Regions from separate parts of the Mus musculus genome. Here region 2 is linked to region 1. The links are chromatin loops, found by intact Hi-C in ENCODE. Cell type or tissue: heart. All regions are shown on one strand. Each heading gives the region's core, and the rest is flanking DNA. Links, peaks and the distances in the headings are about the cores only.

The links. A loop is a pair of places that touch in the nucleus more often than their neighbours do. Peaks named below come from ENCODE experiments on the same cell type or tissue, not always from the same donor. Only the 100,000 strongest peaks of a DNase experiment are listed, where the experiment ranks them.
Region 2: it touches region 1 in a loop (2.3-fold over the local background); 2 of 42 quality-filtered maps call a loop at or near these places.

The regions. Positions count from the first base shown.
Region 1 is chr3:96,205,618-96,210,012 of GRCm38, forward strand. No RefSeq gene overlaps it. Among named protein-coding and RNA genes, the nearest start is that of Bola1, 10 kb to the left of the region's middle. In heart, for the core only: CTCF peaks have their summits at 2,400 and 3,853 (motif pointing left); no DNase peak of the experiment used is centred there; H3K27me3 peaks cover 634 bases.
Region 2 is chr3:96,258,478-96,262,872 of GRCm38, forward strand. No RefSeq gene overlaps it. Among named protein-coding and RNA genes, the nearest start is that of H4c14, 2.6 kb to the right of the region's middle. In heart, for the core only: a CTCF peak has its summit at 3,305 (motif pointing right); DNase peaks (open chromatin) are centred at 1,964 and 3,904; H3K4me3 peaks cover 1,004 bases; H3K27ac peaks cover 1,350 bases.

The DNA of each region.
Region 1 (4,395 bases), core at 130-4,129:
TCCCCATCCCATGTTGTAGGATCCCATTCTTTGCCAATTAGAGCCCTTACTTTAACTGTCGACACACTCTGAGGCTGAGACTTGAATTTTCGCTGTAGTTCAGCCAACCTTACAATGAGAGTTTCTGTTTGATTTTCTGCAACTTGAGCTCTATTGCTACAAGAGAGAAGATTCTCCTCAAGGACACACTTAGCAACTTTTAGATCGTTTACTTGTGTCTGGAGCCTTTTGATTTTATCACACAACTCCTTCCTTTCATTCATCATTTTTTCCACAGATACTAAGAGCAGCCAGCCAGTAAAATCATTTTTCGATTTTTTCCCCATCTTGTAGAAAGCTTTGTGCACTGAATCACCTAATTCATTAAGAAAATCAAGGGCATTAGCTTCTTTAAGTTCGGAATATAGTTTCAACCATGGGTCTTCAAAATTCTCTGAGCTCCCAGGAGGGAGAGAATCTGGAGAGGTTTCAATAGTTGAAAGTGCTGGTGGATCAACAAGCCAATTCCAGAATTTTAAAAGATTCATCCTTGTACTTCTGTTACTCTAGAACCACTCCTGGTACCAACTTCTATATTAGTCAGGGTTCTCTAGAGTCACAGAACTTACAGATAGTCTCTAGATAGTAAAGGAATTTATTGATGACTTACAGTCGGCAGCCAATTCCCAACAATTGTTCAGTCGCAGCTGTGAATGGAAGTCCAAGGATCTAGCAGTTACTCAGTCTCACGCAGCAAGCAGGCGAAGGAGCAAGAGCAAGAAGCTAGACTCCCTTCTTCCAATGTCCTTATATTGTCTCCAGCAGAAGGTGTAGCCCAGATTAAAGGTGTGTTCCACCACACCTTTAATCCCAGATGAAAGGCGTAGCCCAGATTAAATGTGTGTTCCTTAAACTCGGAGATTCAATCTTCTGGAATTCATAGCCACTGTGGCTCAAGATCTTCAAACCAAGATCCAGATAAGGATCTCCAAGCCTCCAGATAAGGGTCACTGGTGAGCCTTCCAATTCCGGATTGTAATTCATTCCAAATATTGTCAAGTTGACAACCAGGAATAGCCACTACAGTTCTTAAATGCTTTAAACCTCTCTTCTAGCCCACCACTCACCAGAGGCAGTGGAAAAGAAAGGATAGGGGTTGAGGGGGAGCGGACCTGTTTGGAAAGGTTCTTTGGAGCAACTTTGTGTTGTCTGGAAATCGGCAGTTCAATTCACAGGTCAGCAGTAGCAACTTGATCCACTAGCAAACACTTCACGGACACACCAGCAGTCCAGTTCCGCAGTCTGGATAGCAGCAGCCTCAGCAGGAGTCAGCAGGAGGGTGCCAAGACCAATAGGAAAAGTTCTCAGCTGTGCTTCTCTCAGCAAAGACCAAGAAGCACTTAGCTATGCAAGCAAGCCTAGCTCAGCCTCTGCCACTGTCCATCGAGTCCTTTTTATACTCCCTCTAGACATCTCATGTGCTCACAGGTCTTGCCTTAGCAAGTGTCTTGCCTCGGCGTATGAATCTGTCTCAGCTGACATCACTCTGTCAGTCACTCCAATCTGTAGAATCAACAAGAAACCGCAGCACACCATCAGAAGTGCATTTCTCTCTATGGAGTCCCAACAAATGGAGCTCAACTACTTAAGGCAGACCAATATATTTCTGTCGTTAGCGAAGAATCCTCCATCATGTGACCTTTCACGTGCTTGCTTTAGCAGACCATCCTTTCACCAGTGTCCACCCTAGCAAAGCAACATCCAGCACAACTGACTTTCCAAAGAACCCCTAAGTTTCCACTTCAGTCATGTTTACACAGAACCTCTGGACTGTTTGTAGGGACTGTCCTGGTGTGTATGGGTGTAGTGGGGATTAAGGGAAGGAAAGAATATCTCATTAAAGAGATAGTTATTCCAATAATGTCTCTAAGAAGGCTTAAGGCGAGCCTGGATTTATTTATTTATATATTTTCTTTCTTGTTCTCTTTTTCTTTCTTCCTCTCTCCCTTCCTTCCTTTCTTCTTTCCTGTCTTCCTTTCTTTCTTTTTTTCTTTCTCTCTCTCTTCCTTTCTTTCTTTTTTGAAACAGGATTTCTGTTCTAGTCCTGGCTGTCCTGGAACTTGCTCTGTAGACCAGGTTGGCCTCAGAGATCCACTTGCCTCCCGGTGCTTGGATTAAAGGCACACATTATCACTGCCTGGATGTGCTTGGCTTTCTAAGGGTATACGTGTCTCACCCAGCCCAAGTGGTTGAATGGCTGGGGTAATTCATGTTTTGAGTATCTTGGAACATTAAGGTTCCACCTACAACAAAGATTTCATCTTCTTGACCAGAGGAACAATTGGGAGTGGGCAGAAGAGGCAGGGGCCAGATCCTGCTAATTATGGATGACTTTCTTACATGACTTTCTCTCTCCAGACCCTAGGTGGCAGCTGAAAGCTACTTTTAGTTAGAGATGCAACAAGAGGAAACTTTTCCTAGATGTCATACAATTTTAATTTATATGTTTATATATAATTTGCTATACAACCATAACACTGATCGTCGGACTCAAGATAGTTAACACAAAATGACATCTTCCCTAGCCTCTGAGACATCTAAGATGTGCAGGAGAATTGCAGTATTGGCATAACAGCAGACAACGTATCTACCTTTTACCTAGCTCCACTGACCTTTTGTCCCCCCACTCCCACCCCTTACACATCTCATTTTTTGAGACAGTCACACTGTGCAGTCCTGACTGTCCTGGAACTCAGTGTGTAGACCAGGCTGACCTTGAGCTCGTGGAGTCCCACCTCTCTTGCATTAGAAGTGCCAGGATTACAGGTCCCAGTCATCAATCCTTGTTTTTCACTGGCAACATTTTGCTAGAATTGTTTTGTATCTCTCATTGAATGTGTGTTTAATAATGACAAAATAATTACTTTTGCTGAATCACTTCAGTTAATTACAATTTAAAAAAAAATTATGTGTCTGAGTGTTTGCCTAGCTATATATAAGTGCACCATCTGCATGCCTGGTGCCTGAGGAGGCTTGCAGCAGTTGGAGGATCCCCTGAAACTGGAGTTACAGACTCTTGTGAGCTACCATGTGGGTGCTGGGAACTAAATCCAGGTCCTCTGCAAGAACAATACTAGCTCTTAATTATTGAGTCATCTCTCCAGCCTTTGGGTACAGAAGATTCGACCCTTAACTGCTATATAAACACTCACCTATCCTCTATTGTCCTACAATACCACTATACACTGAACATAGCAAAGGTTCATATACCCTGCCTGTCTACTGTGCAGCTGGTAATCCAGTTTACCCAGTCCTCTCTTTAGTTAGCATTTATCATGCTTCAACTGTGTCTTCCAAAGCCATGTTGTCCCTCAGTCCTTACTGCAGTGGCATTAAGAGGTGGGGCTTTAGGAGTGGTGAGGCTGTGAAGGTGCTGCTCTCAGAATCAATTAGTGCCTTAGAAAAGGGCTTGAGGAAGCAAAGTCACGCCTTCAGCCCTTTTGCAAAGTAAAGACATCTGGACAGTGTCATCTATGAGAAACTGACCTTCACCAGACACTAAGCTTGTCAGCAATTTGGTATTGGTCTAGAACTGGGAAAAAACAAACAAACATGTTCTTTATCAGCCAGTGATATTTTGGATGAAGACAGCATCCCATCCAACGCTGAATTTTTAGACACGGACTTACTTGGCTTCGAATTTCCATTTTGCAAAGCTCACTGTCTGCAGCGTGGAAAATGGATTATAAAAGATGAGCAAGGAAGCCAGGAAGCAGCTGGAGAGCAAAGTCGTGAGCAAGGATGACCTCAGGAGAGCGGGCTCAGGTCACTGCGGCCTCTTGCAGTGGCTGCCTTCCTTGCAGAGCGCCCCCTTCAGATTCAGCTGAGCTTCGCGTCACCACAAAAAGGAATTTCAGGATGTGCTAGTATGAAGGGGAGTTGGAGTCCAGAGGAAGGGCATTGGCAGAGATTTCCGAGTGGGAATCATCACGCAGGTGTGGACAGGAGCTCTAGAGTGTTTCACGCCCGTGTCCTTATGCATGCGGGACTTTGGTGTCTTCTGAGGTTAGATTCCACGGTTGCTAAGGAACTCGTAGGAGATCACAGAGTGGGGCCTAGGAAGTAATGAATAGGATCACGGCTGATCACATCTTCACAGTAGGATGCAGAGAAGTTAAGGTGTCTTTACTGCAAACAACGTTTTAAAATCTTATTTTAAAGAGTCTTGTCCAGAACCTTTTGGATTTTCAGATTTGTATCTGGGTAAGGAATAAGGTCACATTCAAAAGCCATACATATAGACATAGCATGCTTCATAACTATTTCAATATTCTTGTTTGAAACATCTGTACAGATGAGAACTGTGTGGAGGCAACTTCCCTCCCACAGTTTTGACTACTGGGCTGGAGTGCCTCA
Region 2 (4,395 bases), core at 232-4,231, 53 kb after region 1:
GTAACAATATGAATAGCTGGTGGACTACAGCTATGCTAAGGCAGGAAGGCCTCAAAAGAATGCAAAGATAAAATACAAACAAACAAACAACAACAAACCTGCACTCAAATTTAATTGAAAACTGTATTTAAGACGTAGCCTCACTCCTTTCCACCCCTAAACTCCTCCACAATTTCTCATCCTGAGCCAATCAGGTCAGTCCGCTCCTTTCCAGTGCATAGGCCCACTCCTCTGAGACCTCGTTTCCCAAGCTGCCAAGCAGGGCTTGCTCCTCCCTACCCTACAGCCTGAGAGAATCCTCCAGTCAAACTCCTTTCTATGCCAAAGCCACTCAACTTCCCCACCCATCAGGCAGGCTGTACTCTTTAGACTTTCCAGCTTCTCTGTGATCTGGAGGCTGTGAGCCCCCTCAGTAGGTACCTATCCTCTGCTTCACCCTGTTGCAAGATAATTGAGCACACTGTGAACCCTGAGGTTGTGTTATGGTGTGGCTTAGACCTTCCTCGCACACACCTTTAATCCCTCTGGCTGGAATACAGACACACCCTTAGTACATACCTTTAATCTCAAACAATATAGGTAAAGTTAGTTTGTAGAAGGAAACGCTAAATTTGAAAGTCATGTGGCAGACAAAGTAGTGAATGAGAGAAAGATTTGACAGAATAGGATGTGCCCAGCTCTTACAGAAAGAGAGAAGAAAGGGGAGAGAAGTTACTTAAGGGGTGGGGCAGAGAGAGAGGAGACAGTTTTACTGGGATAATTGTATAGAGACAGGTTGCAGAGAGAGAACAAGCTAGACAGAACAAGCCAGAGAATGAGAGGAGCCAGAGGATTGGAACAGACTGCCAAAGTTAATATGAGGCAAAGCAGAGTAATCAGAGGCTGAGAGAATCCAGATTGAATCAGTCAGCTTGGAGAGGTGTTAGAGCCAGAACAGCTGAGTGGACTAGCCAGCCAAAGTTCAGAAAGAATTAGGAAGAGGTGAGCTTATTCAACAGCAAGTCTCAGACACTGAAAACATTCTAGGCCTTGATTAGATTGTATGGAAGCTAGAAGCTTCCAGGAGTAGATCTAGGTCAGCAGATAGAGGCAGTAAACCTCTCAAACCACAATTATATCAGAATAAAAGTTAATTTTACATCACCTCAAAGGTCTCATGGATTCTCTCGGGATCTTATTTTCACTTGCTGCCAAGGCTACCCTGCTCCTCTGAGATCTTCCATCTCCAAACTCAGACAAGGTTCGCTTCTTCATATGCCATCCCTCCTCAGGGATCTAGACACCCAGCTTCCCTTGATCATCTGCCCCAAACCATTTGCTAACCAGAGCTTAGTCAACGTTTCTGCTGCCCAACCACCCACCTCAAAAGAAAGAATGATTAAAAGATATCAAGTTGGGAGGGAGAGGAGATGGGGGTTGGTCTGAGGGGAAGTGGGTAGATATGGCCAAGATACTATATATATATATATATATATATATATATATGTATATATATATATATATGTATATGTATATATACATATACATATAATATATATATATACATATATATATGCATGAAAAATTTAAAGAATAAAGAGTGGGAAAAAAAGTTGAAGTGAAAACTTCTAGTTTTTTGGAAAGTTAGTTATGCCAAATGATGTTTTGAGGGAGCACACAGGTGAAAGAATGTCTTGCTAAAGCAAACACATGAAAGACTGTTTTCCTGAAGCAGACAGAGGTGAAAGGATGTTTGGATACAGGGAACATGTGAAAGAATGCTTGATGAAGGAGTATAAATGTGACCTCACAAACAGTGGAAGACAGGCACTGAGCATTGGTTTGGTTTGCTCTGCCTCAGTATTTTTCGCTAAAGACACACACACACACACACACACACACACATATTGGTTCGCCTTGTGAGACATTGAGAGAAACTCACCCACTCACTGCTCATGAGGTTCCTGGGCAGCTTGCCACTTCAGCGGCCTCGCCTCAGGCAGGTTGGAGAGCCTGGTGGTTTCTTCAGGATTGAACTACAGCTGTCTGGTGTCTGCTTGCTGAGAGAACTGGACTGTAGCTGCTGGTTCGTGCCTGGTGTCTGCCTGCCTAGAGGACTGGTCCACAGCTGCTGAGTCTTATTTGGTGTTTGCTATGGGACTGAACTGCTGCCCAAGAAGTTCAAGCTTGCCCCAAAGAACTATTGCTGAGCATTCCCACTTATCCTAGTAACTTTTCTCTTCCACTCCCTCTGCTGGGTGGTCGCTAGAAGAGAGATCGAACCCTTATTAAAAGTAGGTTGCAAAAAAATTATGCCTACAGAAAATATCCCAATAATAAAGGAGATTCTCTATCCCATTCCCTTAGATTCTCCTGATGTAACGCATTGCCTTTAACCCAAATAAATGAACATTGGTACAATAGGAGAAACTCATTGCATTTCACCAATTTCCCTATTAAGGTCCCATTGGCTGAAAGAGCCAATCAGGACGTTGTTGCTTGGCTCACCAGGGACTCTAGTGTTCTCTAGTAAGTCAGTTTCCCCTCTTCCTTCATAAGCAAAGGCCGATGCCAGCTTCTGAATCTTGACTCTTCCCAGAGACAATTTCTGGTTGCCTCATACGGTCTTGTAAAACATTACCATTGGGGGAGAGCACATTAAACATGGTCTGAGTTATGCTTCTTACAATTGCATATAGTTATCTAAAATGTATTTCCTTTAACCACAATAATTATAGGTGGATCAACACAACTATATTCCTATGGTGATCCTCACAGTATACCCGAGGTGATATACACTAAAATCCAACTTCTCCGATTGGAAGTTGGATTTTCATAAGTGATCGTGAAACGGAATGCAGAGGCTGCACGTCATCTCACCTGAGTAAAAGGTTAATATGCAATAGCAAAAATAAAATAAAAACAAGCCCACAGCCAATAACATGTTCAACCCAAATCAGCGTGCTACAGAATATAGATGCATACATAGAGAATGGCTTACTGCGTTCTTGGCCATGTTGAGAATTTGCTTTTGCCTTATCAAAATTAAAATGCACCATCTGATCAACGGTACACATGTTTTGGCAAGTCTCTTTCTAAACAGGTCCCAACACACCACACACCTGAGTGGCTTCTAAGATTTTCTTTCACTAAATAATATAGTGTGCCTCCACTCACTTATTGTTCACGGTGGTTTGGTTTTGTGTTTGTTTGTTTGACTATACATTCTTTTCTTTTTGTTGTTTTTAAGATTTTATTTTATGTATACGAATACACTGGTCCTCTCTCTTCAGTCACACCAGAAGAGGGCATCGGATCCTATTAGAGATGGTGAGCCACCATGTGGTTGCTGAGATTTGAGCTCAGGACCTCTCAGTCCCCTCTCCAACCCTCAAGGGGTTTTTTGTTTGTTTGCTTGCTTGCTTTGTTTTGTTGTTTTGTTTGTGACAGGGTCTTGTGGTTCAGGCTTTCCCCCAAACCATGCAGAAGTGGTCCTTGAACCCCTAACCCTTGTTTCCTCCCTGACTTGCTGGGATTATAGCTGTCACCACCTGGCTTGCTTATGTTATGGGACATTAAAATGTCGTTGCAATTGTATCCCAGCAGAGCTTCGATCCCAGTCCACTATTTCCTAGATCCATGCCTAAACTGAGGAGTTTTGCGAGGACTTTTGGGGGTCCTGCTTGGTGTTTAATTGTAAAGACACCGGAGACATCTGGATACAATAAAGCTGTTGGCCTGTTTGCTGAGACAGTCCCTCAGCTAACCCATCTACCTAACCCGACCGACTTCTTGCCACTGTGTCCCACCACGTGTCTCTTTAAATCCCTGTTCCGTTCTTGTCCCTGCTTGTCTCCCGCCTGTCCGGCCCAAGCTTCTGCTGCCAGCTCTTTATTCTGCAGGAGGCCATACGCCTAACTCTTCCACTGAGCCAATCAGCAGCAGGACAACGCCCGGTCTCTCTTACGTAGCCTTTTGGCGCAGAGGGTTACGTGACCTCCATCTAGGCAGCTAGCTTTCTAACATGGCCTGAAGAAAATCTTTTGGGAAGATGAGGAAGGATAAAAGGTGGGTTGTGGGGCCATAGAAACAATACCAAATATCCGGTCAAGCACAGCCACTCATTGGAAACACAGGGACACAGCCACATAGCCATTTGATGTGTGGACATAGGTCATCCCATCCAAAGGGTCTCCTTATTGCAATTCTGCTCCAAACAGCTAAAGAAAATCTTAGCCAGTCTCTTGACCTGACAACCAGCTCACACACTAAGTAGGAATTAAAATTCCCAGTGTGAGCTATCCTGCTGGATGCTATCTATCCGCCGTGGTATAGAAACTTAAGTGGATGGCTCTAAAAGCGGAACACCTAGTAGCGTTGAGTCACAAGGAAAACTAGCGTCTTTACCTTACCGAG